Linked DNA regions of Homo sapiens: region 1 is linked to region 2. A link is a loop called in an ENCODE intact Hi-C map of the cell type or tissue named here. Cell type or tissue: ascending aorta. All regions are shown on one strand. Links, peaks and the distances in the headings refer to the core of each region. The heading gives the core; the rest is flanking DNA. Region 1 overlaps LINC01681 (long intergenic non-protein coding RNA 1681). Region 2 has its middle 120 kb from the start of GORAB.

What was found. Peaks named below come from ENCODE experiments on the same cell type or tissue, not always from the same donor. Only the 100,000 strongest peaks of a DNase experiment are listed, where the experiment ranks them.
Region 1: it touches region 2 in a loop (3-fold over the local background); 1 of 110 quality-filtered maps calls a loop at or near these places.

The regions. Positions count from the first base shown.
Region 1 is chr1:170,188,111-170,201,286 of GRCh38, forward strand. The region is part of intron 1 of LINC01681 (long intergenic non-protein coding RNA 1681); the gene reads left to right. Among named protein-coding and RNA genes, the nearest start is that of LINC01681, 20 kb to the left of the region's middle. In ascending aorta, for the core only: no CTCF peak of the experiment used is centred there; a DNase peak (open chromatin) is centred at 8,541; H3K27ac peaks cover 2,332 bases.
Region 2 is chr1:170,408,173-170,425,172 of GRCh38, forward strand. No RefSeq gene overlaps it. Among named protein-coding and RNA genes, the nearest start is that of GORAB, 120 kb to the right of the region's middle. In ascending aorta, for the core only: no CTCF peak of the experiment used is centred there; a DNase peak (open chromatin) is centred at 7,019; H3K27ac peaks cover 3,181 bases.

The sequences.
Region 1 (13,176 bases), core at 6,162-10,161, 220 kb before region 2:
TCTTTAGATCTATTTATGTGATGAATCACATTTATTGGTTCGCATATGTTGAACCAACCTTGCATCCCAGGGATGAAGCCTACTTGATTGTGGTGGATTAGCTTTTCGATGTACTGCTGAATTCAGTTTATAGAGGGTTTTTGCATCAATGTTCATTATGATTGGCCTGAGTTTTCTATTTTTGTTGTATCTCTACCAGGTTTTGGTATCAGTATGATGCTGGCCTCATACAATGAGTTAGGGAGGAGTCCCTCCTTTTCAATTTTTTGGGGATAGTTTTAGTAGAAATAGTACCAGCTCTTCTTTGTACCTTCAGTAGAATTCAACTGTGAATCCATCTGGTCCTGGGCTTTTTTTGGTTGGTAGGCTATTACTGCCTCAATTTCAGAACTCATTATTTGTCTATTTGGGGAATCAGTTTCTTCCTGGTTCAGTTTTGGGAGGGTGTATGTGTCCAGGAATTTATCCATTTCTTTTAGATTTTCTAGTTTATGTGCATGGAGGTGCTTACAGTATTCTCTTGTGGTTGTTTGTATTTCTGTGGTGTCAGTAGTGATGTCCCTTTTATCATTTCTGATTGTGTTTATTTGAGTCTTCTCTTTTTTTCTTTATTAGTCTAGCTAGCAGTCTATTTTATTATTTTTTTCAATAAATCAACTCCTGGATTCATTGATTTTTTGAAGGCTTTTTTGTGTTCTGTCTCCTTCAGTTCAGCTGATATTTTTTTTTCTTGTCTTCTGCTAGCTTTGGGGTTTGTTTGTTCTTAGTTCTCTAGTTCTTTTAGTTGTAAGATTAGGTTGTTAAATTGAGATCTTTCTAGCTTTTTTGATGTGGTCATTAGTGCTATAAATTTCCCTCTTAACAATGCTTTAGTTGTGCCCCAGAGATTCTGGTACATTGTATTTTTGTTCTCATTGGTTCAATGAACTTCCTGGTATTTGCCTTAATTTCATTATTTACCTAAGAGTCATTCAGGAGCAGGTTGTTCACTTTCTATGTAATTGTATGGTTTTGAGTGAATTTCTTAATTTTGAATTCTAATTTGATTGTGCTGTGGTCTGAGAGACTGTTTATTATGATTTCGCTTTTTTTGCACTTGCTAAGGAGTGTTTTACTTCTGGGTATGATCAATTTTAGAGTAAGTGCTGTGTGGCAATGAGAAGAAAGTATACTTTGTTGTTTTTGGGTGGAGAGTTCTATATATATCTGACAGGTCCACTTGATCCAGAACTGAGTTCAAGTCCTGAATGTCTTTGTTAATTTTCTTTCTCAATGATCTGTCTAATATTGTCAGTGGGATATTAAAGTCTCCCACTATTATTGTGTGGGAGTCTAAGTTACTTTGAAAATCTCTAAGAAATTGCTTTACAAATCTGGGTGCTCCTGTATTGGGTGCATATATATTTAGGATAGCTAGATCTTCTTGTTGAATTGAACCCTTTACCATCATGTAATACCCTTTGTTTTTGATCTTTGTTGGTTTAAAGTCTGTTTTGCCAGAAACTAGGATTGCAACCCCTGCTTTTTCCTGTTTTCCATTTGCTTGGTAAATTTTCCTTCATCCCTTCGTTTTGAGCCTGTGTGTGTCATTATGTGTGAGATGGATCTCTTGACAACAGCATACTGATGGTCTTGCTTCTTCATCCAGCTTACCACTCTGTGTCTCTTATCTGAGGCCTTTAGCCCATTTACATTTAAGGTTAGTGTTGTTACGTGTGGATTTGATCCTGTCATCATGTTGCTAGCTGGTTATTTTGCAGACTTGTTTATGTGGTTGCTACATAGTGTCACTGGTCTGTGTATTTTAGTGTATTTTTGTATTGGCTGGTAATGATTTTTACTTTCCATATTTAGTGCTCCTTCAGGAGCTCTTGCAAGGCAGGCCTATTGGTAACAAATTCTCTTCACATTTGCTTGTCTGAAAATAATCTCATTTCTCCTTTGCTTATGAAGCTCAGTTTGGCTGGATATGAAATTCTGGGTTGGAAATTCTTTTCTTTAAGAATGTTGAATTCTTAAAGAATTGGCCCCCCATTTCTTCTAGCTGGTAGGGTTTCTGTGGGGAGGTCCACTGTTAGTCTCATAGGCTTGCCTTTGTAGATGATATGGCTTTTCTCTTTGGCTGCACTTAACATTTTTTCTTCCATTTTGACCTTGGAGAATCTGATGATTATGTCTCTTGTGCATGATATTCTCATGAAGTATCTTACTGTGGTTCTCTGCATTTCCTGAATTTTAATGTTGGCCTGTCTTGCTAGGTTGGGGAAGTTCTCCTGGATGATATCCTAAAGTATGTTTTCCCACTTGCTTCCATTCTCTCTGTCTCTTTCAGGTACCCCAATCAGTCATAGATTTGGTCTCTACATAATCTCATATTTCTCAGAGGTTTTGTTCATTCCTTTTCATTTTTTTTCTCTATTCTTGTCTGCCTATCTTATTTCAGAATGATGGTCTTCATGTTCTGAGTTTTTTTCCTGCACTTGGTCTATTCTGCTATTAATACTTGTGATTGCATTGTGAAGTTCTTGTAGTGTGTTTTTCAGCTCTAACATGCTGGTTATGTTCTTCTTTAAACTGCCTGTTTTGGCTGTCAGCTCCTGTGTTGTTTTATCATGATTCTTAGCTTCTTTGCATTGTGTTACAACATGTTCCTTTAGCTCAGCAAAATTCATTATTACCCACCTTCTGAAGCCTAATTCTGTCATTTCAGCCATCAGCCTCAGCCCAAAGGCTCAGCCTCAGCCCTTGCTGGAGAGGTGTTGTGATCATTTGGAGGAAAATGGGGACTTTTTGAGTTTACAGCATTTTTGTGTTGATTCTTTCTCATCTTGGCGGGCTTATCTACCTTTGATCTTTGAGGTTGCTGATCTTTAGATGGGGTTTTTGTGGGGTTTTGTTGTTGTTGTTTTCTCTTTGTTTGTTTTTCTTTTAACAGCCTGCTGACTCTTCCATAGGGCTGCTGCAGTTTGCTGGGTGTCTGCTCCAAACCCTAGTTGCCTCAGTTTTTCCCATACCTGGAGGCATCATCAGTGAAGGCTGCAATACATCAAAGATGGCAGCCTGCCCTTCCTCTGGAAGCTCCTTCCCAGGGAAGTACTGACCTATCGCCAGCTGGAACACACCTGTAGGAGGTGGCTGGAGACCCTGGTTGGGAGGTTTCACCCAGTCAGGAGGAACAGGATCATGGACCAGCTTAAAGAAGTAGTCTGGCTGCTTTTTGGTAGAGCAGCTTTGTGGTGTCGGAGATCCCTTCAGTGTCTGATGGGTTTGGGGTCTACCAAGGCCCTCAGGCTGGACCAGCTAAGAAGCTCGAATAACCACAGTGGTGGCCTGCCCTGCCTCTCAGGCACTCTGTCCCAGGGAGAACATGGGCAGGGGTGTCTGAAGGCCCTGGATGGGAGGACACACCCTATGAGGAGGAGTGGATTGGGGGTCCTGCTTAAAGAAGCAGTCTGGCCATGCCTCCACAAAACAGCTGTGTTGTGGTGGGGAACTGCCTTTTCCCCTGTCAGATTGGACTCTTTAAAGCCCACAGGCTGGAATGGCTGTCATCCAACCAACCCAGGTGGCAGCCTTCCCCATCCCCAGGCACTCTATCCCAGGGAGAGATCAGCACTCTTTCCCTAATACCTGCTGGCAGGCATGGCTGTAGGGTCCAACTGGGAGATCCTGCCCATTGAGAAGTGGGTCAGGTCCCTGCTTAAAGAAGCAGTCTGCCAATGATCTGGCAAAGCCGCTATGTTGTGCTGGTGGGGAGACCCTTCCTCGTTCAGACTGTCTGGACTCTCCAAAGCCCAAAGGCTGGAACTGCTGAGTTGACCAAACAGCAGAGATGGTGCCTGCCCTTCACCCCCAACCCCCGACCGGGGCTCTGTCCCATCTCAGACCTATTCCATTCTGTTGCTGGTAGCTACCAAGCTGGGATTCCAAGCCAGTAGGTCTTATCTGCTCAGCTCCCTGGATTCTCAGCTCCCTGGATTCTGCCCCTTCCTAGCGTGCATGCAGTTGTCCCACCTTGCCTGAGTTGCAGACATGTTTGTTGGGGTTCCTGAGGCCAGAGTATCTAAAGCTCCTGGGTCTCTCTGCGTGCCTGAGCAGCTGCTCTGCCAAGACTCCACACAGCTCTGTGGGTCAGAACCAAGATTCTGATAGCGTGGGCCACAGGGGGATCTCCTGATCTGCAGGTTGCCAAGATCAATGGGAGAAGCATGGTTTCCCAGCGTCGCACAGTCACTCACCACTCCCTTTGGGTGTGGTTGGGGGTTCCCTTGGCTCCATGTTGTTCCCAAGTGGGCCATCATCCCACCCTGCTTTTCTTTGTTCTCTGTGTGTTGAATTGTTTCCCTAATCAGTCCCTATGTGAGAACTTGGATATTTTAGTTGAAGGTGCTGTATTCACTAGCCCCTTTCATTTCTCTCTGTGTTGCTGTAGACTGCAGCTCCTCCTAATTGGCTATGTTGGCCAGAAGTTCTCCTATTTTTACTTTTTTGAGAAACTTTCATGCTGTTGTTTATAATGGCTGTACCAATTTACATTCCCACCAATAGTGTATAAAAGTTCCTTTTTTCTCTACATCCTCTCCAGAATTTATTGTCTTTTTGATAATAGCCATCCTAACTAGGGTAAGATGGTATCACATTGTGGTTTTGATTTTCATTTCCCTGATGATTAATAGTGTTGAGCATTTTTTCATATACTGCTTGGCCATTTGTATGTTTTCTTTTGAGATATGTCTTCTCAGATTCTTTGCCCATTTTAATGAGATTATTTGTTTTTTGCTGTTGAGTTGTTTGAGCTTCTTGTATATTCTGGATGTTAGCCCCCTGTCAGAAGAATAGTTTGCAAATATTTTCTCCTATTCAACAGGCTATTTGTTCACTCTGTTGATTGTTTTCTCTGCCGTGCAGAAGAGTTTTAATTTAATATAGTCTAATTTGTCATTTTTTTTCCCACTGCCTGTGCTTTTGAGATCTTAGCCCTCCCTAAGATCTTTGTCTAGATCAATGTCCCAGAGCATTTCCCCTATATCTTCTTCTAGTGGTTTTATAGTTTCAAGTCTTACATTTAAGCCTGTAATCCATTTTGAGTTGATTCTTTGTATACAGTGTGAGTTTGGGGTCTAGTTTCATTCTTCTGTATATGTATTTCCAGTTTTCTCAGCATCATTTATTGAAGAGGGTGTTCTTTCCCCAGGGTATGTTCTTGGCACCTTTGTCAGAAATCAATTGGCTGTAAACATGTGGACTTATTTGGGGGTTCTTTATTCCGTTCAGTTTTATCTACATGTCTGTTTTTATACAAATGTCATGCTCTTTTGGTTACTATAGCTCTGCAGTATATCTGGAAGTCAGGTAGTACGACACCTCCAGCTTTCTTCTTTTTGCTCAGTATTGCTTTGGCTGTTTGAGCTATTCTGTGGTTCTATACAAATTTTTGGATTGTTTCTCTACATCTGTGAATAATTTCATTCATATTTTGATAGAGATTGCATTGAATCTGTAGGTTGCTTTGGGCAGTATGGTCATTTTAATGATATTAAATCTTCCAATCTTCAAATTCTTCCAAAAAACGTGGGATGTCTTTTCATTTGTTTTTGTTCTCTTCAATTTCTTTCATCAGTGTTTTGTAGTTTTTCTTGTAGAGGTCTTTCACCTCCTTGGTTAAATGTATTCCTAGGTACATTTGTTTGTAGGTATTATAAATGGGATTGCTTTCTTGATTTCTTTCTCAGCTAGTTTGTTATTGGTGTATAGAAATGCTACTTATTTTTACATGTTAATTTTGTATTCTGCATCTTTACTGAACTTGTTATCAATTCTGACAGTTTTATAGTATAGTCTTTAGGGCTTTTCTATATACAATATTATGTCATTATGTCACCTGCAAAGAGGGACAATTCAACTTTCTCTTTTCTAATTTGAATGCATTTTATTTCTTTCTCTTGCCTGATTGCTCTGATGAGGACTTACATTGCTACATTGAATAGAAGTGGGGAAAGGGAGCATTCTTGTCTTGATCCAGTTATTAAAGGAAAGGATTTCAGCTTTTCCGCATTCAATATGTTGAGCTATGTTCCTTCTATGCCTAGTTTGTTGAGAATTTTTATAATGAAGGATGTCAAATTTTGTTAAATCCTTTTTGTGTATCAATTTAGATGATCATAAAGTTTTTGTCCTTCATTCTGTTGATGTGATGTATCATGTTTATTGATCTGCATACGTTGAACTATCCTTACATCCCTGGGATAAATCCCACTTGATCATAGTGTATTATCTTTTCTTGATGTGCTGTTGGTTTAAGTTTGCTAACATTTTATTGAGGATTTCTGCATCTATTTTCATCAGGAATATTCGCCTGTGGTTTCCTTTTTTTTGGTGTATGTCTTGGCCTGATTTTGGTAATGGGTGATGCTGACCTGCTAGAATGAATTAGAGAGAATTCCCTCCTCTGCAATTTTTTGGAATCCTTTGAAGATAATTGGTGCTATTTTTTCTTTGTAAGTTTGATAGAATTTGGCAGTAGAGCCATCCAGTCCTGGGCTTTTCTCTACTGGGAGATTTTTTATTACTGATTCACTTTCATTACTCATTATTTGCCTGTTTGGGTTTTCTACTTCTTTCTGGTTCAATGTTGTACATGTCCTATAATTTATTCATTTTCTCTGGGTTTTCCAGTTTGTTAGCATGTAGTTGTTCATATTACATATAATATGTAGTTGTTCTTATTACATGTAATTTTTCATATTATATATAACTACCTGTTAGCATGTAGTTGTTCTCTGATAGTCCTTCGTATTTAAGTGGGATCAGTTGTAATGTCTCCTTTTTTGTTTCTAATTTTATTTGGACCATCTCTCTCTCTTTTTATTATTAGTCTAGCTAGCAGTTTATCAATTTTATTTATCTTCTTAAAAAAACAACTTCCCATTGACCCTTTGTATTTTTTTAAATCTCTGTTTAGTTCTGCTCTGATCTTTATTATTTTTTTCCTTCTGCTAATTTTGAATATGATTTGTTCTTGCTTTTCTATTTCCTTGATGTGCATCGAGAGGTTCAGATTATCTTTAAGAGGAATGGCCATTCTGAAGAGGGCTGGGGCTGGTGCTAGATCTTGAGATGATCCCACTGGCAGCAGACCTCTGGTTGAGAGAGCTAGACCTCTACTGGAAAGACTAATCCTGTGGCCAGGCCTGAGGCAAATGCTCACCATACAAGAAGATTATCCAGAAAGACATTCTGAGCCTTTTCTGATCAAATCCTGGACCTGTCCTTTCTTGGTCTTTCACTCTCTTTACTTGTCTTAAAGAGATTTATCATCTCTTCTTCATTAACATAGTGTATTATTAAATCACTCCTCTCAATATGCACTAAGGAGGTATTTAATAAACTTTTATCTTCATTTGAGTATTTATAATCCATTTATTTAGATTTAAGACATTTCAAAAATTGTGTAAACGTAATTTTTGTTTGTTTGTTTATTTAAAGAAAATATGTGTGGTAATTAACTTAACCACACAGGTAACCTGAACTTTAAATTGTTTGGTTTTTGGTCTATTCACTCTGTCTCAGAGAATACTACAGAAGAGTTGACTTTTCTTTTTGTCATTTGAAATTTGATGAAAGTATAGGCCCCTTTTCTGGATAAACACACACATACACACACACACACACACACACACACACAAATAATTTTATATATCGATTTAAGATAATTGCTATAGTACAAATCATTACAGTGGTAAAAATATCATTTATATTGAGTTTCTTTTGCAAGCTTATAAAATTCCCTAATTTTATAAATAGTATGTATATTAGAAGATATCTGTAATCTTGAAACTTAGAGATGGAGCTGACTTTAGAAAGTTCTAATTCAACATCTAACTCAGACTTTTGATGTTAAGTAATAATCGTACATATGTATTGCTATTTGCTAGGCACTTCCGTAAATGCTTTAAATATACTAAATTCTCATAATATTCCTAAGAGATAGGTACCATTTTCATCTTGTTTCACAGAACAGTAAATTGAAGCATAAAAAAATGTAAGTAACTTACCAGAAGTTACATAGCTAGAGTTGAACCTTGGCAGTGTGAGTCTCTGAGATCCTCATCACCATGCTACATTGTAAAAGAACTATACCAAGACCTCCTGGAAGAGGTTACTTCTGCCCCCTCTAAGCATCTGAGGCCTGATGCTGTCTCTGAGTACTTTCTGGGATTTCCATATTTTGCTCTAGGCAACTCTTCTCACTTCCATATTCGAAACCTGCCATATGAGGTTCTAAAAGTAAGGACAAATTGTCACAGAATGGGTCCTATCTAGACCCTGCTCTTTTATTTTAATTCTGAGAAAAGAGTATCAATTCAGCTATACAGAACCCAAGTACCTTTTCTTTCTCAACTCCAGGAGTCTGCTCTCTGTTGGTGCTAAATATGGGCAAAAAATGTCAAGTTATGTAGAAAGGACTCTTGTATAAACCTTTTGGAGTGATGGATGGCTGCTTGGTAGTGACAGTGCAATAATGGCTTCCCTGAGTCATTGTGCTATGCCTGGGAGAAGTGAGAAGTCAGGGACAACTGGTCTCAGAGAGGGAGCAGTTCTTCAGCTTAACTTTGTATGGATCAAGTTCTTCATTCCCCATGACAGGGATTATATTTCAGTGGTCGCTAATTTGAGGACAGGATCCAGACAGAGATTAATGAGAAACCCTAACCCTCTCTGGAATGTGAGCAGAGCCTGGGACTGCAGAGCTTGGTTCCAGAAAAACTGGTTTAAGAAGCCAGAAGCCCAAATTGTCTAAAGTAGGATATTAGACCCTTGGCTAATGAAAGATGAGCACCCTGAACATAGGCCCTGGTCTGGGGCTTGGTGTGCAATGTTCAGATCATGCTCTTACCTTGTAAGTTCAATCCTGTGATGATCAGCAAGAAGGTGACTCAGTATACAAACAGGCATATTTAAATTTTAAATTTCCCTGAAACATCAGGATTATTTAAAATCTAAAGCGTGATGATCATGGCCCCTCCTTCAGAGAAGCATGTAAGAAGATTAGTTTCAATTTTTGGTGTCCTCTTTCAAGCTGATAACAGGAAGGACTTGATTCATTTGTTCAATTTTTCATTCAACCATAAACTGACAAGTATTTTTTTGGTACCTATGCCAGGCATTATGCTAGGCACTGGGGACACAAGTAACAAAGTGATTTAAGTAACTTGAAAATTTGGTAAAGGGTGGACATGAAATAAACATGCACTCAAATAAATGTATAATTTTATTTATTTATTTATTTTTAGACAGAGTTTCTCTCTGTCACCCAGGCTGGAGTGCAGTGGCACAATCTCGGCTCATCGCAACCTCCATCTCCCAGGTTCAAGCGATTCTCCTCCCAAGTAGCTGGGACTACAGGCACATGCCACCACTCCCGGCTAATTTTTGTATTTTTAGTAGAGATGGGCTTTCACTGTATTGGCCAGGCTGATCTCAGACTCCTGACCTTGTGATTTGCCTGCCTCGGCCTCCCAAAGTACTGGGATTACAGGCATGAGCCACTGTGCCTGGCCCATAAATGTATAGTTTTAATTGTGTTAAATGCCAAGAAAGATAATAATGGGAGTAGGAGCATCTAATTTATGTTTGAGGCTCTAGGAAGATCTTTCTCCTTAGTAAATCTTGAATCCTTTGGGGATCCCACTTAGGGAAGGTTTATGAAATGAGGACTGCTGGGATCTGATGGGATCTCCATAAATATCAGAGGATATAAGTGGATTTGGAAGCGGAATAATTTTCCTTTCTGGTCTGCACATTCTCTCACACCATACATTAGCCAGGTATGTGTTATTCCCAGTTTCATTCCGAGCACCTAGACACAATGGCTAGCATGTAGTAGGTATTCATTAATGTTAATTGAATAAATGAATAACTTAAAAGCCGACATTCTTTTACTTGTCTGTTTTTGTTTAAGTTGTTCAGGGCAGAGCTGAAAGTAGGAGATGGAATCATATCATAAGTCCCAAACCGGGAGATGACCTACAGAATATGTGAAAAGCTTGTGAACAATACCAGAGAGAAAAGGATAGTGAAGTCAAAGTCCAGTTGGAAGGAAAAGAAATTATCTCATATTGAGACTTACAGATCAGGATGAGGCAACAGGTTCCTGCCAGTAAAACTTTTCATTCCAGCCTTAGTGACTATCATCTAGGCCTTCATGCCAGGATGGCAGAGAAATGCTGTCTCTGCTCTTCAGTGCCTTTCAACAGACTTTCAGTTATGAGATGAACAAATTCTGGGAATCTAATATATTGCATGGGTGGTGAGGGATGTATTAATGAATTTGGTTGTGGTGATACACAGTGTTTACAAATATCAAGTCATCATGTTCTACACTTTGAATATATACAATCTATTTGTCACTTAAATATTTTTATCAAGAAATAAAGAAAATGAGAAGGAACCTCTTCAACTCTGGAGATACCAATGAATCAGGTAATGGCAGAATGAGGAGGAAGGAGAAGTATGGAGAGTTTGAAACAGAGAACAATGAATAAAATGTCTTTTCCTTTTTTTGTCCTTAATAACAAACTTTCTAAGATAAAGTTTATTTTGGTTTAACTTTAGATAACCCTATTGATATAGCCAAGTTTCCACAGTAATGTCAACAGTAGAATTGTGCAGGCTCTGAAATGAGGGATAATGTGGAAATGATCACTGGCTGGGATAGGACATTGTAATCCTTGCCTAGTCTTCCATCTAAAAGTAGTTAACTTACTTAGCTTCAGTGGGCAAAGATCTCTCCTTTCTTTCCTCACTCTTTAAGTCCTTGCTAGCCATATTCCATCCTCTGTGATCAGTTGCTTGGGGATGCCAGAAGCAGGTTGTCTCTCTACCTCAACTTCAACTTTCCAATAAGTAAGAGTACCCAAGTTCTACCCCACGCCACTTCTCTCCCTCATCTTTAACTTTAGGAAGGCTTGAGTAAAGCTAGAGGCTCACAAGGACGTGTGCTCTCTGGGCCCTTCCCTCTTTACTGTTCCAGGAATGGCCAAGCACACCCTGGTCTCCAGGGCTTTGCCTTTGCTGTTACCTCTGCTTGGTACACACATAGTATACACCTTTCACTTCCTTAGGGTCTCTGCTATAAAACTACTTTCTCAAAGAGACCTTCCCTGATTCTCCCCTTTCCTCCTCACTTGCTGTATTTTTGTATGGGTAGCCTCGGGGGGAATGGATATATCTGTTTATCTATCTACTCTAGAATGTGGGCTCTGGAAGGTGTTGTGTCCAAAGAAAAACTTCCCCTTCACTCTCTAAAGGTTTGCTGAAACTCACTGACACGAGGCAGATTAATAGGCGAAAAGGCATACAAATTTATTTGATCATAGTTTCATGTAGTGTAGATATCCTCAGAATGAAGATCCAAAGATATAAAGGAAATTGTTTATTTTTATGCTTAAGTTCATGAGACAGAACCATAGATAGTAGTGTAGAAATATGATTGGGCCAAAAAAGGCATGACCTAATGCTAGCAGACTGAATGGGGAGACCCAGCAAAGCTTGTCTGGATTCTTCTTGGCCTCCTGAGCATGTGTTCCTTCCTCCTGGATATGGGGCAAAGCCCTCTCTGGAATGGGGACCTATGACCTATAGTCAAACAACGTAGATTAAATAATTTCTTTATGGGCAGTTTTTACACAGAAAGATGAGGGGAAAGTTACAATAATAGTTTAAGGTTTTATGGCTGGCTTTGACGAAAAGGGGTTCTCCTTTCCATGAACTGCCTTGGGGAAGAGGGATTTTAGTTTCTATGGGTAGCCTCATGGGAAAATGGGACTGAGAGACAGGAAGGAAGAAAGGTCAGAGAAAAACTTTTGCTTCTGAGGCTGCCTTCATTTTGGGGTATTGCTTTTGAGTCCCAACATGACATTGCCTTTGCATTTTTATTGCTATTCAGCAGAATGCTGTCACATAGATGGTCAATACATTTTTGCTGAATGAATTACAACCATCAAGGAGGTATGAAACCAAATCAAACCAAACCAAATAACCAAAATCTTACCTGTGAAAGCAAAGATATTAGCACTAATACTGAACAAATTCCTACATATTTACTTATATTTTATGTCCCAGTTATCAGGCTTCCTCATGGATTCCTTTATTCTCACAGTACTAAAGCTCAACCAGCCTTCTTGCATTTCCACATATACTCCCAGCCCCTGAAAGCCTTCCCTACTCTTACAATTCCAGGAAGGACTAACAAAACAATACATCTGGTGACCCACTTAAAATAGGCCACATTTAAAGCTGTCCTGTGTTAAAGGGGACTCTCTTAAATGGACCACCCTGAATGTTACATGAGATGGTGTCTTTCTGCCAATAAGCTTAGTAGTGTTTTATAAATAAAAAGATGATGTTAGGGAGAAGGGTTCTTCCCCCCTCTTTCTCTTTGTCTCTGCCTCTGTATGTCTGTCTTTTAATTCACATAGAGAATTTTATTATATAAATCTTCTGCTAATCTATGCAATGACAAAGCAATTTCAACCCAGGAAAATGATTCCACTCCCTTGCCTCTTACGTGAAATAAGACTGTTTCAGTTTTGTGAAAAACTAGGGCAAACTAGATTCTACAGAAGCAGCTTTTCTAAGTGAGAGTAGATCCTCTAATCACTTCTTGGTTCCTACAGGACTTCTGCTGGGTCCCTGAAAGAAACCTCACATTCAGGACGGAAAACGAAACATAGGCTAGTTGACAGCTGCTTCAAGAATGCAGTTGCTGGCTATCTCCTGACAGGGGGTTCTGTTGTGCTTTGAAGAATAATATGAAAATTCAAGCTCAGAATAAGCTACTGTAATTTGAAAATTAAAACTCCACCCTAAACCTTCATCAGCATCTGAAGCCAAATCCTTTTAGATGTGCAGGAGGGATCTGTTTACTTTGTATGAAAAATCATTTTCTTCTTATTAGCAAGCTCCAGGGTTTCCTGATGATCTGAAGGGCTCTTGCCTCTCCGAGGGCAGTCCTGGGGCACTCTTGGCACAAACAGAGGCCAGAGAGATTGGAAATATTATTTTGCAACATTTTCTGCCTGGTTTTAAAGTCAAGGAAGACAAATGGTTCTGATAATTTCAGCAATACCTTTGAATGTGAATTGCCTCATTGTCCTGAGCTGACCTAGTGAGGTT
Region 2 (17,000 bases), core at 5,069-9,068:
ATTGTATCACCAATTTTTAAATAACACTTTCACTTGGTTATTGTTGCTTGATCTGATGAAAATCTATTGTTTTAAATATCTACTTTTTGTGTACTAATTTCTGTCTTGACCCCACGTTCTTTACTGGGTTCTTGGTTTCTGAGTCCTGGTGCCTCAAAGAAGTGCAGTTATTTGAACAACTCACTACAGATTCATATTCTCCTGGCACCAAGGAGAGAATAGTAGTGACAAGTCATGAGCAAATCAGCATGTAATTTGTTAGGTGTATGAATTAAATGCCATTGCAACTTTCAAGGCCTTCTAAGTTCTAAACAAGTTCACAAAAATAATTTCACCATTACAAAAACAATCCAAACATCTCAAAACAGCTTTCCCTCAGTTAAATTTATTGTCAAACATCTTACAGAATCACTTAAGTTTTCTAAGCCTTAGTCTTGTCATACAGCAAATATACATAATAGTGAAATTGACTTTAAGGAATTTTTGAAAGAATTAAATAAAATAATGCAAGTAAACAGCTTACCATAATGAGTAACACGCTAACTGATCAAATGTTAGCAATTGTTACTATCGGCATGTAAAGCAATTGGCACAGTACTTGGCTTATGTGGTTGAATAAATTATATCTATTACTGTTGTTAATTTTTTAAAAACTAACTGATGAAAAGTCAGATTCTCGTTTTATTGATATGTATTACATATACATATTTTGGGGGCACATATGATAATTTGACATATTCATATAATCAAATCAGGGTAATTGGGATATTTATCACCCTAAATATTTATATTTTCTTTATGCTAAGATATTCTAATTATTCTCTTCGATCTCTTTGAAATGTATAATCAATTAATGTTAACTATAGTCACCCTACTGTTGTACTGAACACAAGATCCTATTTCTTCTGGGTGCATGTTTATACTCATTAACCAATCTCTTTTCATACCCCCTCCTCACTACCCTTCCTGGCCTCTGATAACCATCAATCTACTCTCTATTTTTATGAGATCCACTTTTATAAGTCACACAGATGAGTGAGAACATGTGATATTTGTCTTTGTGTGCTTGGCTCGTTTCACTTAACATAATGACTTCCAGTTCCATCCATCTTGCTGCAAATTACAGAATTTCTTTTTTTATGGCTGAATAATATTTCATTGTAGATAGATAGATAGATCACATTGTATACCACATCTATATACATCTCACATTTTCTTTATCCATTCACCCATTGACGACCACATAGTTTGATTCCATATTTTGGCTATGGTGAATAGTGCTGCAATAAACACAGAAGTGCAGATATCTCTTTGATATATTGATTTTCTTTCTTTTGGAGATATACGCAATAGTGGAATTCCTGGATCATATGGTAGTTCTATTTTTAGTTTTCTGAGAAACCTCCATACTGTTCTCCACAGTGGCTGCACTCATGTACATTCCCAACAACAGTGGGAGGGTTCCCCTTTCTTTACATTGTTGCCGGTATCTGTTATTCTGTCTTTTGATAAAAGCCATTCTAACTGGGGTGAGATAATATCTCATTGTAGCTTTGATTGCATTTCCCTGATGATTAGTGATGTTGAGCATTTTTCATATACCTGTTGGTCATTTATATGTCTTCATTTGAGAAATGTCTATTCACATATTTTGCCCATTTTTAAATCGGATTATTTGTTTTTGTGCTATTGAGTTGTTTTAGCTCCTTATATATTCTGGTTTTGAATCCCTTGACAGATGGATAGTCTGCAAATATTTTCTTCCATTCTGTGGTTCTCTTCATTTTGCTGATTGTTTCCTTTGATGTGCAGAAGTGTTTTAGCTTGATATAATCTCATTTGCCTATTTTTGCTTTTGTTGCCTGTGCTTTTGAGGTCTTACACAAAAAATCTTTGCTCAGACCAATGTCCTGGAGCATTTTCCCAACATTTTCTTCTAGTGGTTTCATAGTGTTAGGTCTTAGATTTAAATATTTAATTCCTTTTTATTTGACTTTTGTATATCGTGAGAGATAGGGTCCTAGTTTTATTCTTCTGCATATGGATATACAGTTTTCCCAGCATCATTTATTTAAGAGGCTGTTCTTTCATCATTGTATGTTCTTGGCTCCTTCTTTGTTGAAAATGAGTTGTAAGGAAGATTCTTTAATCAATAATTTAATTAACTCAGCCATACATCCCCCTAGAGTAGGCACAATACCAAATTATTTAGTTTTTGGACACTCTCTAATGTATTTTCTATCCTAAATAGATATTGTTAAAAGCATAGATTCCTATATGGAGCCTTACTTTTTGGTTAGGATTTGTCCATACATTAAAAAAAAATCACTGCATTCTGAAATTAGCTAAGACTTTAGTCAAGTACTTTCCCACCAGGGAAAAGACAGGAATTAAACTGAGACCTTACGCATTCAAATAAATGTTCGCAAGAGCTAAGGAATGCTTGGTGTGTTCACAACTAGTAAAAATAACCTAGGGTGAAGAAAGATGACTGAGTCATCTCATATTCCAGACCCACTTTTTAAAAATCCTAACTTGAAGGTCAAAAAAGTTCAGTAAACTTCTCATTTCTATTTTTTTCTCCTCCTCTTTCTTCCTTTCTTTGTTGCTTTCTTTCTTTTCTTTTTCTTTTTTTTTTTTTTGTACTGTGCCCTCTGCCCTCTGCAATTCTTGGCTCTTACAAGAGTAGGGGAAAAACTGCCTAAATATCATGAGATAGGTGGCCCTCAGGGGTACTTCTTGTCAAGCAGGAAGTGCCAAAGATCTTGTAAAATGTCCAATACAAATTTTATTTTGCAGACTCTAGAGGTTTGCATCTGGATACACATCTGCATTTTCTGGGTGCTGGGCCAAACTGAAACATTCAGTTTATCCATTGCTAATAAACATGTCAGCAGTTTCTTTGCTCTCACATCTGTTGTGAAAAATGTTATCTTTCCTGAAGTATATTTATTTTGTCTTTAATACCAGCTTTCATGGATTACAAACTCAAGATATGCCTTCAGTTAACAAATTCAAAAGCATATGCTGGAAGGTGCCTCACTAGAGTGATGAGATAAATTAAAGATGTATATTATATCTTAGATTCTGAAGAGGAAATCAGTGTAAGGAATAACGATGACTCTCAGGAAGGTTATGTCAATTGAAACAAGTTGCCTGTTAATCAAGTTCATCTCAAAATCTATTCAAGGTACTCTATGCATCACAGCAATTCGACAAAATGTTTTAAAAATTTATCAGTTGTTTCATTATTAAGGCTGTCTTCAGTCAAGCAGATGACTTCCTTTCCTAAGGAAACCACCCCCAGGTACTTGCTTCTCCTTCTATATTCTCTAGAATACTTGCTTTACCCAACTCACTGATAGTGGGGCTATTAGAGAATCAAATGAGGTTTTGCTTATTCAGATGTCTGAAAAAGAAAACTGTAAGTTATTATGTGAATGAAAAATAATTGCCAATATTTCTTCCTCTTTTTATTTTTTCATTTTATCTCATAGTCAAGTGTATTCATTTCAAGAATTCATTCCATCCTCAGCAATTCTATCTCCTTGTCTTCCCTTATTAATCGCTCACCCTGTCAAAATATTTAATCGGTGGGAAATTGTTATCTCTCTCATATAGGTAAAAATTGCATTTTTGGAAATTCACCAGTATGTAGTTTAAACAAGCAAGTAAGAAAATCTTAGTATCAAATGTATGGTAATGTGATTAGGGCTGTCAAAGGCATATGTGTATCCTCTTCAGACTCTGATGTTATGGATATTCCTAATACCATATACCACCCTGTCGAACCCAAAGCTACTTTCTGCCCAACTGGGCAATAGCCAATCTCTGCTAAAGTCAGGGAGGGAATGGTGTGAAATTCCTTAACCTGTCACCTGTTCCTTCAGCAAACTGTGAACTCATTTATGAAGTTATTTGCTAAAGGATTAGAGCAATATCAGAAAGAAATGTACCATTGAAGGAATGGTGATGCGTTAATAAAAGAAAAATCAAAGATCCAATAGAGAGGATCAAAAAAGCCAAAAATGTATCTTCTAAAAGTCTAATAAAATTGATCCACTTTTGGTAAGATTAAAGGGAAAAAAAGGAGGCACAGATGAATAATATTATGAATACAAAAGAGGACACAACTGGAGAAGGAACTCCGTTTAAAAAGATAGCAAGAGACTATCATTAAAGCCTCTGTGCCAATAAATTTGAGGAATTAGGTGAGCTGCACACATTATTAGAAAAATGTAACTTAACCAAATGACAGAAGACATAAAAATCTTGAAGAACTTTTTATTATTAAAGGAATTCAATCCAATTAAATCTTCTCACAAATAGAGCACCTGGTAAAGACATTTTCAGATAAATTAGATCAAATATTTAAGAAACAGGTAATTTCAATCTTACACAAAACTTTTTCAAATAAGAGAAAAAGAGGAAAACTGCCCAACTCATTTTGTGAAGCTTGTTGTAGCCAAGATATTCTTAAAGAATTATATTGAAAGGACTCACCACACCAGAAATCTTTCCTTAATATAAAATTAATCTAATAAGTAAATATGCTATTGGTACAGATATAAACACATAGCCCAGTGGAATGAAATACAGAGCCCCAAATAAACTCAGCCAAATATGGAAACCTGATATATAACAGAGCTTTTGTTACAGATTAGTGAGGAAAGATTAGACTGTTCAATAAATAGTAGTGGTCCATTTGCCTATTCATAAGAAAAAGAAGATTATATCTCATACTACACAGTCATACAAAATCCATATAGCTCTAGAGAAAAATTTTACAGTTTTAGAAAGAACTAGCAGAATAATTCGTGAACCCAAGGCAGAGAAGGATTTCTTAAACAAAATTTTTAAAATGCTAATTATGAAGAAAAGTAAAGAAATTTGACTATATTAAAATTAGGAACTTTTGAACATCAAAAGGAAACCCCAAAAAAGTAAAAAAGTCACAAATTCATAGACAATATTTACAATACATTATGAACAAAAAGCCTAGAATCTAGAATATAAAAAGAACTCATATAAATAAACAACAGAAAGACAGACCATTCAATTTCTTAGAAGTAGGCAAAATGCATGAATATGCATGTTCATATATTAAAAGAGGAAACAGGAATGGCCTGTCTGAATGTAAAAATGTTCAACTGCATTAATAACTAGGGAAATGCATATTAATATTATGAATGAGATAAAATTTCACACACCCAAATTAGCAAAAAACAAAAACAAAAAACAGTTGGATAAATCCAAGTTTTGGAGAGATTGTGGAGTAATGGGAATATAAATGGTACAGTGACTTCAGGAAACAGTTTTACATTACCTAATAATGTTGAGGTATAATGTTGAAAATACTTATAGCCTATAATGTAAAAATAAATTTATTCTTTTATACTCTGGAGAAAATATTTAATGAATAAGCCAGGAGACATGAATAAACATGTTCATAACAGCAATTTCTGTAAAAACAAATAACTGAGAATACCCAAATATCTATCAGTCAAAAGTAGAAAGTATGAATAAGTTGTGAAATAGTCATATAATGGAATTCCTTACTGCAATGAAAACTAATTAAGTAACATGTATTGATAAGCAATAATTTAACAAAATAGTAAGCAGGAAAAGCAAGTCACAAAAAGCTATATATATATATATATGGTGCCATGTTTTTAAACCTCAACAAAAGCAAAACTAAACATCTCTTAGGGGCATATGCATAAATAGTAAAATTATAAAGAAAAGCAATGGAATAATAAATATTTGGAAGGGAGGCAGGTGCAATCAGGAGGAGCCTATAATGGCTTCAACAACATCAACAGTATTCTATTTCTTAAACTTGATGGTGTACACACAAGTGTTTGTATTATCATTTGTTAAAACTACACACATGCATATATGCAAGAGTTACAGGGATGAAGTTGATTGATGTATTATTTTGTGTGTATTTATTTCAAACGTAATAAATATAGAAAGTAAGAGAGAAGATAAAAGTGTCAAGAATTTAGGATGTATTAATAGAAAGAAGATGTTAAGCTCAGGAGAACTTAGCAGGGCACTTTGCACCAGGACCTGGATAGACAAAAACATGCCAATCAATGACTAAGGGCAGTAAAGAGGTGACAATGAGCATCAAGGTTATTTAGTCCTCTCGGAGAGCAATTTTGAACTGAAGCCAAAAAGGTGTTGAGTAAGGAGCTAAGACAGAAGTATCTAAAGAGAGGCTGAATTTGGCCGGGTGCAGTGGCTCACTCACGCCTGTAATCCCAGCACTTTGGGAGGCCAAGGTGGGCAGATCACAAGGTCAGGAGTTTGAGACCAGCCTGGCCAACATGGTGAAACCCCATCTCTAATAAAAATAAAAATTAAAAAATTAGCTGGGCATAGTGGTGTGCGCTTGTAATCCTAGCTACTCAGGAGGCTGAGGCAGGAGAATCGCTTGAACCCGGGAGGCGGAAGTTGCAGTGAGCCGAGATTGTGCCACTGCACTCCAGCGTGGGCGACAGAGCGAGACTCCATCTCAAAAAAAAAAAAAAAGAGGCTGAACTTAAACTGGAGGTATGGTGAATGGGCAAGAATGACAGTGAGGGTGAAATAAACAAAGTCTTAATTTCAAGAGAAATTGGCATCATCAACAGGAATTTGGGAATTCGGGAACTCTTTCCTGTGGGAAAGCTGCATCAGAACACTGTTGCCTTTTAAGAATCCACTACAAACATTTCTATTCATAAGGGATCAAATTTTATGTTTATGTGGACCTGGAGTGTATAAAACACATTCTCAAGATGGTCTTTTATAGAAATGAAGTAAATAGACTAAATAGTGATATGTGAGTTTTCTCCTCCAGAAGTAGTAAAATAATCTTTCTATAAGGTTTTAGAGGACAGCACAAAAACACTTATTAGACGACCAAAGAGGGAAAATGAGTAAATCACAATCAGAATACTTTCATTCAATGTTTATTTTCAGACAACTATGTGAGTGAGTTTGAAGCTTGGCCCAGATGCTGAATAGACTCATGACCTTGGCAAAGTCACAGCATTTCTCTGTGCTCCAATTTTCTCAACTGCAAAATACAGAGTTAGGCCTTTGCTTTCTTCAGTATTTTCTAGTTCTAACACTTCACAATGCTAAGATTCATAAATTTAATAATTCAATTCCAATTGTGGTTTCCCTATTCATACAGAGAAGCTAAAAGAGAAAGATGCCCAAAAAAACTTTTACTTCCCCAAATTTCCCGTCTTTCAGTTTGGCTTAAAGAGACCTCCTCTCTATAGAAGAAGCATGTGCTGGCAGCCCAAAGGGCGATCATCTGCTAGCCTTTAAGTCCTGTCCACCTCTACAACATCACTGGAAACTGGGTACTTTATTCCTAAAAAACATTTTTGGGACTGGTGCACTGCTGGCTCAGCCTACAGCAACTCTCCATCTAGAAAGTGCCCTTCCAAGTTAGCAATAGAGGGCTCTTTGGTTTCAGTAAAGAATGCTTGAAGCTGAGGGTGAGAGTAACATATTTTTTTTTCTCTTTTACCACATGAATTTTTGTTTTTATGGCCTTCAGAAATGAAGCAATTTTTAACTTAAAAGCAAATATTTTTACTGCTCTTAAAATGCTAGCATTTGAAAACCAATATATACTTGCTGGCAAATAACATGGGAAATAGACATGCAGAGCCTTAATAATGATTGAATACATAAAGTATTTTTCTTTTGTTTTTATGTGACAGCTGGATGAGTTTCAACTTCCTGCTCACAGCACAGGCTCTGAGCTTCTAAATCTGGGGGTTTTCCTTTTCCTATCCCCCGCCCCTCCCCATCTCCCCATCCCCTTCTTGCCTCCTCCTTCCTTTTTGGGAAAACACAAATGTTTTTGATTACATAATAGCTGCAAACTTTATATCTCCCACTTCAGTTGTTACACATCATAAACAGGGGAGTGAACTTCAGACTCCATTAAGACAAAGGTTGGTCTGGATTGTTGGGAGGCCTTTTATGTTGGTATGGTGCGGGGAAAACGTTTCTTTAGAAAAAGGAAATATAATAGGCCTGGCTAGAGACTGCACTGACTACTAACCACTAACCACTCAGCCTAGAGAATGACAAAAACCTCAATTATGGTCAAGGCAAAAGTGAAGCCCGGAGTTCAGAACCAATACAGCTCCTGCAGGATTCACTTAACCTAATGGGAACTTAATATGTGGGAACCAATAAACATCAAAATGTTAAGCAAGGATAGAAAGAACCTGCATAAAAACACTGAGCATTGTGCACACCATATTGATTCGAATTCTCTCTTCTTTAATCTGGAATTTTCTTTTACATTTTCATTTACAAATAAGCTTCTGTTATTGCCATAGTGCCCAAGTAAACAATTTGGAACCTGAAAGGGCAAGACAGCACTTCTCATTCAGCCATCTACAAGTATTTATTGAGCACCTACTAGGTACCAGGCACTGTTCTAAATTCTTTTGCTACTTCAGTGAAAAAAACGGACAAATGTCTTTACTGGAGAAGACAAAGGCAATTTTAAAAAGCAGCATGAATAAGTTTATTATAGAGTATTTTAGAAATGATAAGTGTTATGGAACAATAGAACAACAAAGAATTATGTGGGAATACTGGCTCAGGTAGAGAGATGTGATTTTAAATAGGGTGGTCAGTGGAGGCTATGTTAAAACAAAAGTGACGTGTGATCCAAGGCAACGTTGAGTCATGGGAGAAGGGAGGATAGTGGTGTTTCCATATTTGAAAAAAATAACTGTTGGATAACATCCTCGTTTTTATTGTTTCCTTGGTAAATTTTTATGCTATCTGTTTATGTGACTCCAAATGATTGTCTTTTTACCTTACTTGTGAGTACATTTAATTCAATGTAACACAGTCATTCTTTAGTGAGCCTCTACTATACACCCAGTACTGTTTTAGGTGTTGAGGGTGCATCATTAAGAAGAAAGGTGAGATCTTTGTGGTCCTGGAACTTCCATTCTAGATAGGAGAGGCAAACACATAAAAGAACAAGATGATTTCAGGGAGTGGTAAGGGTTATACAGAAATAAATAGACTAACAGCAGGTAGCTGGAGGGACATCCCTTGATAGAGTGGTCAGGGCCAGACTCTCTGGCTTGGCCCTCAGATCTAAAGAAGATTATAGTGGACAGGTAAAGAGTTTTCCAAGTATAAAGAATAGGAAGTACCAAATCCATGAGAGTGAGAAGGGCAATCCATTGATCTGTTCTAGGAACAGAAGAAGGCCAGTGTAACCAGGGAAGGGAAAGTGGCAAGAGATCACAGTAGACACTTATTATGAGTTGAATTTTGTCCTTCAAAAAGATGTTGAAGCCCTATCCCCTGTGAGTGTGATTTCATTTGGAAATAGAGTCTTTGCAGATGATCCAGTTAAGATGAGTTCATTAGGACATGCCCTAACCCAGTATGAGTGGTATCCTTATAAAAGGAAAAAGTTGGACTCAGACACATACACAGGGAGAATGCAGCGTGAAGATGAAGGAGGATATTGGGGTGATGCATCTATAAGCCAAGGAACTGCAAAGATTGCCAGCAACCACCAGAAGCTGCGGAGAGGCATGGAACAGATTCTCCCACATTGCCCTCAGAAGAAACTAACCCTACTGAAACCGTGATTTAGAACTTCTAGTCTCCATAACTGTAAGCTAGTCACTCAGTTTGTGGTACTGTGTTACAGCAGCCCTAGCAAATGAATGTGAACAAGGACAGATCCCTAGACATTTAGATTTTAGTATATGTTTAAATAGATCATACTGATGTTGCCATGTCGTCATGGCAGTGCAATCAAGGAGAGCCTGATGATTTCTCCCCGAAAGGTCAATAGAGCTTTACTCTTTATCCATTAAAGACCAACCATCATACATAGGAGAGCTGACTTGATTTTTGAGTGTTGTTAACATTAGTATTTTTTAAAGTACCTTTTTGGATAGAGGTTTTAAAAAAACTAACATGCAAATTATGTAATATATAATTTAACCCCTTTTATGATTCAGAAGTATCCATTTCAGCTCACAAAAAATTTAAGCTCTCCCTCTCCCTCTCCGTCTCCCTCTCCCCACGGTCTCCCTCTCTCTCTCTTTCCACGGTCTCCCTCTGATGCCGAGCTGAAGCTGGACTGTACTGCTGCCATCTCGGCTCACTGCAACCTCCCTGCCTGATTCTCCTGCCTCAGCCTGCCGAGTGCCTGCGATTGCAGGCGCGCGCCGCCACGCCTGACTGGTTTTCGTATTTTTTTTGGTGGAGACGGGGTTTCGCTGTGTTGGCCAGGCTGGTCTCCAGCTCCTAACCGCGAGTGATCCGCCAGCCTCGGCCTCCGGAGGTGCCGGGATTGCAGACGGTGTCTGGTTCACTCAGTGCTCAATGGTGCCCAGGCTGGAGTGCAGTGGCGTGATCTCGGCTCGCTACAACCTCCACCTCCCAGCCGCCTGCCTTGGCCTCCCAAAGTGCCCAGAGTGCAGCCTCTGCCCGGCCGCCACCCCGTCTGGGAAGTGAGGAGCGTCTCTGCCTGGCCGCCCATCGTCTGGGATGTGAGGAGCCCCTCTGCCTGGCTGCCCAGTCTGGAATGTAAGGAGCATCTCTGCCCGGCCGCCATCCCATCTAGGAAGTGAGGAGCGCCTCTTCCCGGCTGCCATCCCATCTAGGAAGTGAGGAGCGTCTCTGCCTGGCCGCCCATCGTCTGAGATGTGGGGAGCGCCTTTGCCCCGCCGCCCCGTCTGGGATGTGAGGAGCGCCTCTGCCCGGCCGCGACCCCGTCTGGGAGGTGAGGCGCGTCTCTGCCCAGCCACCCCGTCTGAGAAGGGAGGAGACCCTCCGCCTGGCAACCGCCCCGTCTGAGAAGTGAGGAGCCCCTCCTCCCGGCAGCCGCCCCGTCTGAGAAGTGAGGAGCCCCTCCGCCTGGCAGCCACCCCGTCTGGGAAGTGAGGAGCGTCTCCGCCCAGCAGCCGCCCCGTCCGGGAGGGAGGTGGGGGTCAGCCCCCCACCCGGCCAGCCACCCCGTCCGGGAGGGAGGTGGGGGGTCAGCCCCCCGCCCGGCCAGCCGCCCCGTCCGGGAGGGAGGTGGGGGGTCAGCCCCCCGCCCGGCCAGCCGCCCCGTCCAGGAGGTGAGGGGCGCCTCTGCCCGGCCACCCCTACTGGGAAGTGAGGAGCCCCTCTGCCCGGCCACCACCCCGTCTGGGAGGTGTGCCCAACAGCTCATTGAGAACGGGCCATGATGACAATGGTGGTTTTGTGGAATAGAAAGCGGGGAAAGGTTGGGAAAAGATTGAGAAATTGGATGGTTGCCGTGTCTGTGTGGAAAGAAGTAGACATGGGAGACTTTTCATTTTGTTCTGTACTAAGAAAAATTATTCTGCCTTGGGATCCTGTTGATCTGTGACCTTACCCCCAACCCTGTGCTCTCTGAAACATGTGCTGTGTCCACTCAGGGTTAAATGGATTAAGGGCAGTGCAAGATGTGCTTTGTTAAACAGATGCTTGAAGGCAGCATGCTCGTTAAGAGTCATCACCACTCCCTAATCTCAAGTACCCAGGGACACAAACACTGCGGAAGGCCGCAGGGTCCTCTGCCTAGGAAAACCAGAGACCTTTGTTCACTTGTTTATCTGCTGACCTTCCCTCCACTATTGTCCTATGACCCTGCCAAATCCCCCTCTGTGAGAAACACCCAAGAATGATCAATAAAAATAAAAATAAAAATAAAAATTAAATTTGAGTGTGATGGGATGTAGGAGGCATTGGAAGTATAAAAATAAACGAAGCTGTGCTCTTGATTATCTTAGAGTCTGATGGAGAAGACAGATACATAAGAAATAGTATCAATCTTTGGCAGGGAATAGTAAGTAGAGGTATATATGGGCTCTATAGGAGCACAAATGAAGGACTCAGTGGTGTTTTTGTGGTGGAGCTGATACCTGAGCCAAGGACTGAAAGTGAATAACCATCTGCCAAAGAAAGAAGAAGCATCACTCCAGAAAAAAGGGAGAGCCTAGCACACCCATAGATGCACAGTCAGTTTCTGTGACTGGCTCCCCTAGAAACAAAAATGGTGACAGAGACCTGATGGCGAGAAGAGGGGCCTGGTCCCGAAGGTCCTCAGATGGCCAGCCAAGGCCCTTTACTGCTCTGTAGGCAGTGGGGATCCACTGGAGAGACGTAAGATGAGACGCACATTTGTCCATGTATATCAATCAGAGCTCTTCGGTTGCAAACAGCTGAAATCAACCCCAACTAAAAAGGAATTTTTAGAATTGAAGGAAAAGATGAAGAAACAGGACTTGGGAAGGATAATTTAAAGCAGCCCCAAGACGGAGATGGCAGGATGGTAGTGGATAGCCTCATCAAGGATGCAGCAGTTACAACTGTGTTCCTTGACAAAAAAAGTTATTTTGCCAAAATAACACATGTATAATACATGTGTACAAAACATCAAATGATATTACAGCAATTATATTGTAATAATTAGGAAAAAATCCCATCCTGATTTCAACTCCAAAGAACTACTTTGAACCATTTTATCGACTTTTCTTTCTAAAATGTATTTCTGTATTTGTAAGTTTAAAAAATGCTTATTCTGCTAACCAGAATTAAGCATAAAAACATCATTTTGTCAGCCATATGGAGAATAAGTTAGGGAGAGTGGTGGAAATAGAAGTGGGAAGATTAGTTGGGAGGTTACTAGGGTAGTAGAGAAGCAATTGTGTCTTGCTTCTATGGCTCTGAATAACTCCAACATTTACACTATTTCCAAATAATGCACACTGTTTATTTTGAATATAAGCAAGATGGTTATGACAGGATGAAATGTTTATTTATCATAAATCAAGAAATTAGGTCTATATCCAAAATAGTTGTAATGCAGGCAAAGCATGAATATATATTTTAGGGTTGAAAGAAATCCCTTTAACAGCAAAAGAAGTTTGGAATATATGGTTTTCTATCTTGTTTACCAGCAGAAATGTGGGCTGAAAGCTTTCATTTATTGACTGGGTAAACTTTTCAAGAAAAATGAAAACAAGCCTTTAATTCATATATTTAAACATGTTTAAAACACACACAAATATAAATATATATGCATGAAATATAAATATGTGTATATATCTGTATATATACAAAATATATCTATTTGTGTATATATATTTCGTATATATACACGTATTTGTATTTCATGCATATATATTTGAGACTGGGTAATTTATAAAGGAAAGAGGTTTAAATGACTCACAGTTCCACATGGCTGGGGAAAACTCAGGAAACTTAAAATCATGGTGGAAGGTGATTGCCATGCCTTCTTCACATGGCAACAGAAAAGAGAAATGAAGTGTGAGCACAGGAGAATCTGCCACTTTTAACACCATCAGATCTTGTGAGACTCACTCACTTTCAGGAGAATAGCATGAGGGAAACCAGGTTCCTCCCTTGACACATGGCGATCACAATTCAAGATGAGATTTGGATGGGGACACAGAGCCAAATCATATCATCTGTATACAATGTATATATATTATTTTCATAATCTACACCTTTGCCTTGATATATTCCTGAATTTTGGATCCCCAAACAATGTTAACCATTTAGATTCTGAAAGTCAGCACCAATCTGGATGACCACCGAAATTAATTAACCATCTGCTTCTGTAGGGTTTTGCTAGTGACAAACGGGGAAAAAAAGGACAACTGTGGTCCTAAGTTAGCCATTTCCTTATCTATTCTGCTAGACTTTTTCTTCTGAAGTCTTGATTATTTAAAACCTTATAAAGTTTTTGGACAAAATCCAGAACATGAAAAATTCCATAGGACAAAACACCAGATTTCTTCAGTGAATAAATGGCAAAGAAAGAGAACAAGGAGAAACCCAAAGTTTACAAGAGATATGAAACATAATCACTGCATTCAATATGTGAACCTTGTTTGGATCCTGATTCAGACAAAACAATTGATCAACTATTAAAAAAATACATAAGATAATCAGAAAAACATAAAGAGGTTTGATTATATTGAGGAAATTTTCTTACTCTTCATGGATGTAAAAATATTTTACTTATGAATTTTGTTAATGATACTTACGTTTTAAAGATACTTAAGAAAACTTTTTTTTTTTTTTGAGACAGAGTCTCACTCTGTCACCCAGGCAGGAGTGCAATGGTGTAATCTCGGCTCACTGCAACCTCCACCCCCCGGGTTCAAGTGATTCTCCTGCCTTAGCCTCCCAAGTAGCTGGGATTACAGGTGCCCGCCACCACTCCCAGCTAATATTTGTATTTTTAGTAGAGATGGGGTTTCACCAGGTTGGCCAGGCTGGTCTTGAACTCCTGACCTCAAGTGATCCACCCACCTCGGCCTCCCAAAGTGCTGGGATTACAGGTGTGAACCACTGCGCCCGGCCAAGAAAACTTTTTTTTAATGAGATGACATGATGTCTGGTTTGCTTCATGATAATTGGATGACAGGAGGTAAGAATACAGATGAAACAAAAGTAACTTGAGTTGATGATTAGTGAAGCTGGGGTAGGAGTGGGGAGGCTCATTGTGTTAGCCTCTCTACTTTTGTACATGTTAAAATTATTCATACTAAAACATTAAAAATGTTTTTTAACATACGAAAATCTCCCTTATCCATGGTTTCGCTTCCTGTGGTTTCATTTACCTGCAGTCAACCATAGTCAGAAAATATGAAATGAAAAATTCCAGGAATAAACAATACACAAGTTTTAAATAGCGGCCATTCTGACTAGCATGATGAAATAGTGTAGCATCCCACTTCATCCCTTCTTCATAACAGGAAAAAAGATGAGTATAGTACAATAAGATATTTTGAAAGAGACCACATTCATGTAACTTTTATTGTAGTATATTATTTTAATTTAGTATTTTGTTATCCATTATTGTTATTAATTTCTTATCCTGCCTAATTTATAAATTATACTTTATGATAATTTCCTATGTACAGGAAGGAACACAGTATATACAGGGTTTGATGACATCCATGGGTTCAGGCATCCATTAGGGGTCTTGGAACACAATCCTTATAGGGGTGATTACTTCCAATACTATGTTGAATAGGAGTGGTGAGAGAGGGCATCCTTGTCTTGTGCTGGTTTTCAAAGGGAATGCTTCCAGTTTTTGCACATTCAGTATGATATTGGCTGTGGGTTTGTCAAAAATAGCTCTTATTATTTTGAGATATGTTCCATCAATACCTAGTTTATTGAGAGTTTTTAGCATGAAGGGGTGTTGAATTTTGTCAAAGGCCTTTTCTGCATCTATTGAGATAATCAGTTGGTTTTTGTCATTGGTTCTGTTTATGTGATGGATTCCATTTATTGATTTGCGTATGTTGAACCAGCCTGGCATCCCAAGGATGAAGCCGACTTGATCATGGTGGATAAGCTTTTTGATGTGCTGCTGGATTCGGTTTGCCAGTATTTTACTGAGCATTTTCGCATCAATGTTCATCAGGGATATTGGCCTAAAATTTTCTTTTTTTGTTGTGTCTCTGCCAGATTTTGGTATCAGGATGATGCTGGCCTCATAAAATGAGTTAGGGAGGATTCTTTCTTCTTCTATTGTTTGGAATAGTTTCAGAAGGAATGGTACAAGCTCCTCTTTGCACCTCTGGTAGAATTCGGCTGTAAATCCCTCTGGACCTGGACTTTTTTTGGTTGATAGGCTATTAATTACTGCCTCAATTTCAGAACTTGTTACTGGTCTATTCAGGGATTCGACTTCTTCCTGATTTAGACTTGGGAGGGTGTATGTGTCCAGGAATGTATCCATTTCTTCTAGATTGTCTAGTTTATTTGTGTAGAGGTGTTTATAGTATTCTCTGATGGTAGTTTGTATTACTGTGGGATCAGTGATGATATCCCCTTTATCAATATGTATTGCGTCTATTTGATTCTTCTCTCTTTTCTGCTTTATTGGTCTGGCTAGCAAGGGGTGATTACTTATCTGAACATAGTACAAAGTTTTTGGAAAATAATTTAAAACATTAAACTCTATAACCTAAATTGCTATAGGGCATTGTTATAAATATATCTCCAGCTAAAGTGGTTATTTAAAAATCATGATGGTATTATTATTTATCTAATACTTTCTGCTCAGTTAATTCTAATGTACACATTATTTTGATATACCACTTAGTAATTGATGTGTATTACAATTGTAATCTTATTAAATTAGAACTTGTGATGTCTGTTGTTCTCCACCTCACATCTTTACAGCCTTACCCCAGATTTGAGCCCAGGAGGCTTCCACTTACTTGGGCTGACAGTGTCTCAACTCAAGTGTGCTCTCCTTTTTCTCTCTGCCTTGGGGCTTCTCTGATGTCCCAGCATAGGATGCCAGCATGATACAGTCAGCAGGCATCCACGGACAGCTGATCTTTAAACAATGGTGGATGAGAAACCATATGTAAATACTTCTTCAGTTGGCCTTTGGGTGAACAATTCTCAGGGACATTCTATGGCTTCTCAAAAGATCCTGGTGACATCAAGCCTTATTTACCCATAGAGTGACCAGCTTGGTGTGCACTTTTGTTTTGGCTTTGTGTCTTTTTTGTTTTACTTTCTTGGTTCTCACCCTCGCTCCCTAAGACTATATGCTAAATAAAATGTTTTACAGAAATTTTTACACACTCTGCTTTTGGAGGGGACATAGCCTAAAATAAGACAGTTTTTGAAAGTTGTATTACACTTGAAGTACAAATTTTTCTCAAAGACAATGTTATAAATTCTAAAACTTATAGCTAAGACACTGGCGTTTATCACTATTCATTTGTATTCCAATACCTTAGATATAAAATAGGCCTCCATTTAAAACTTCAGATAACTATATTCAGGACAGTGTTTTCCAAATCTGAGCGCACATTATAATGATCTAAGGTGATTTCACCATACTTCCCAAAGCAATTTACAGATTCAATGCTATTTCAAATTACCAATGACATTCTTCACAGAACTAGAAAAAAACTATTTCAAAA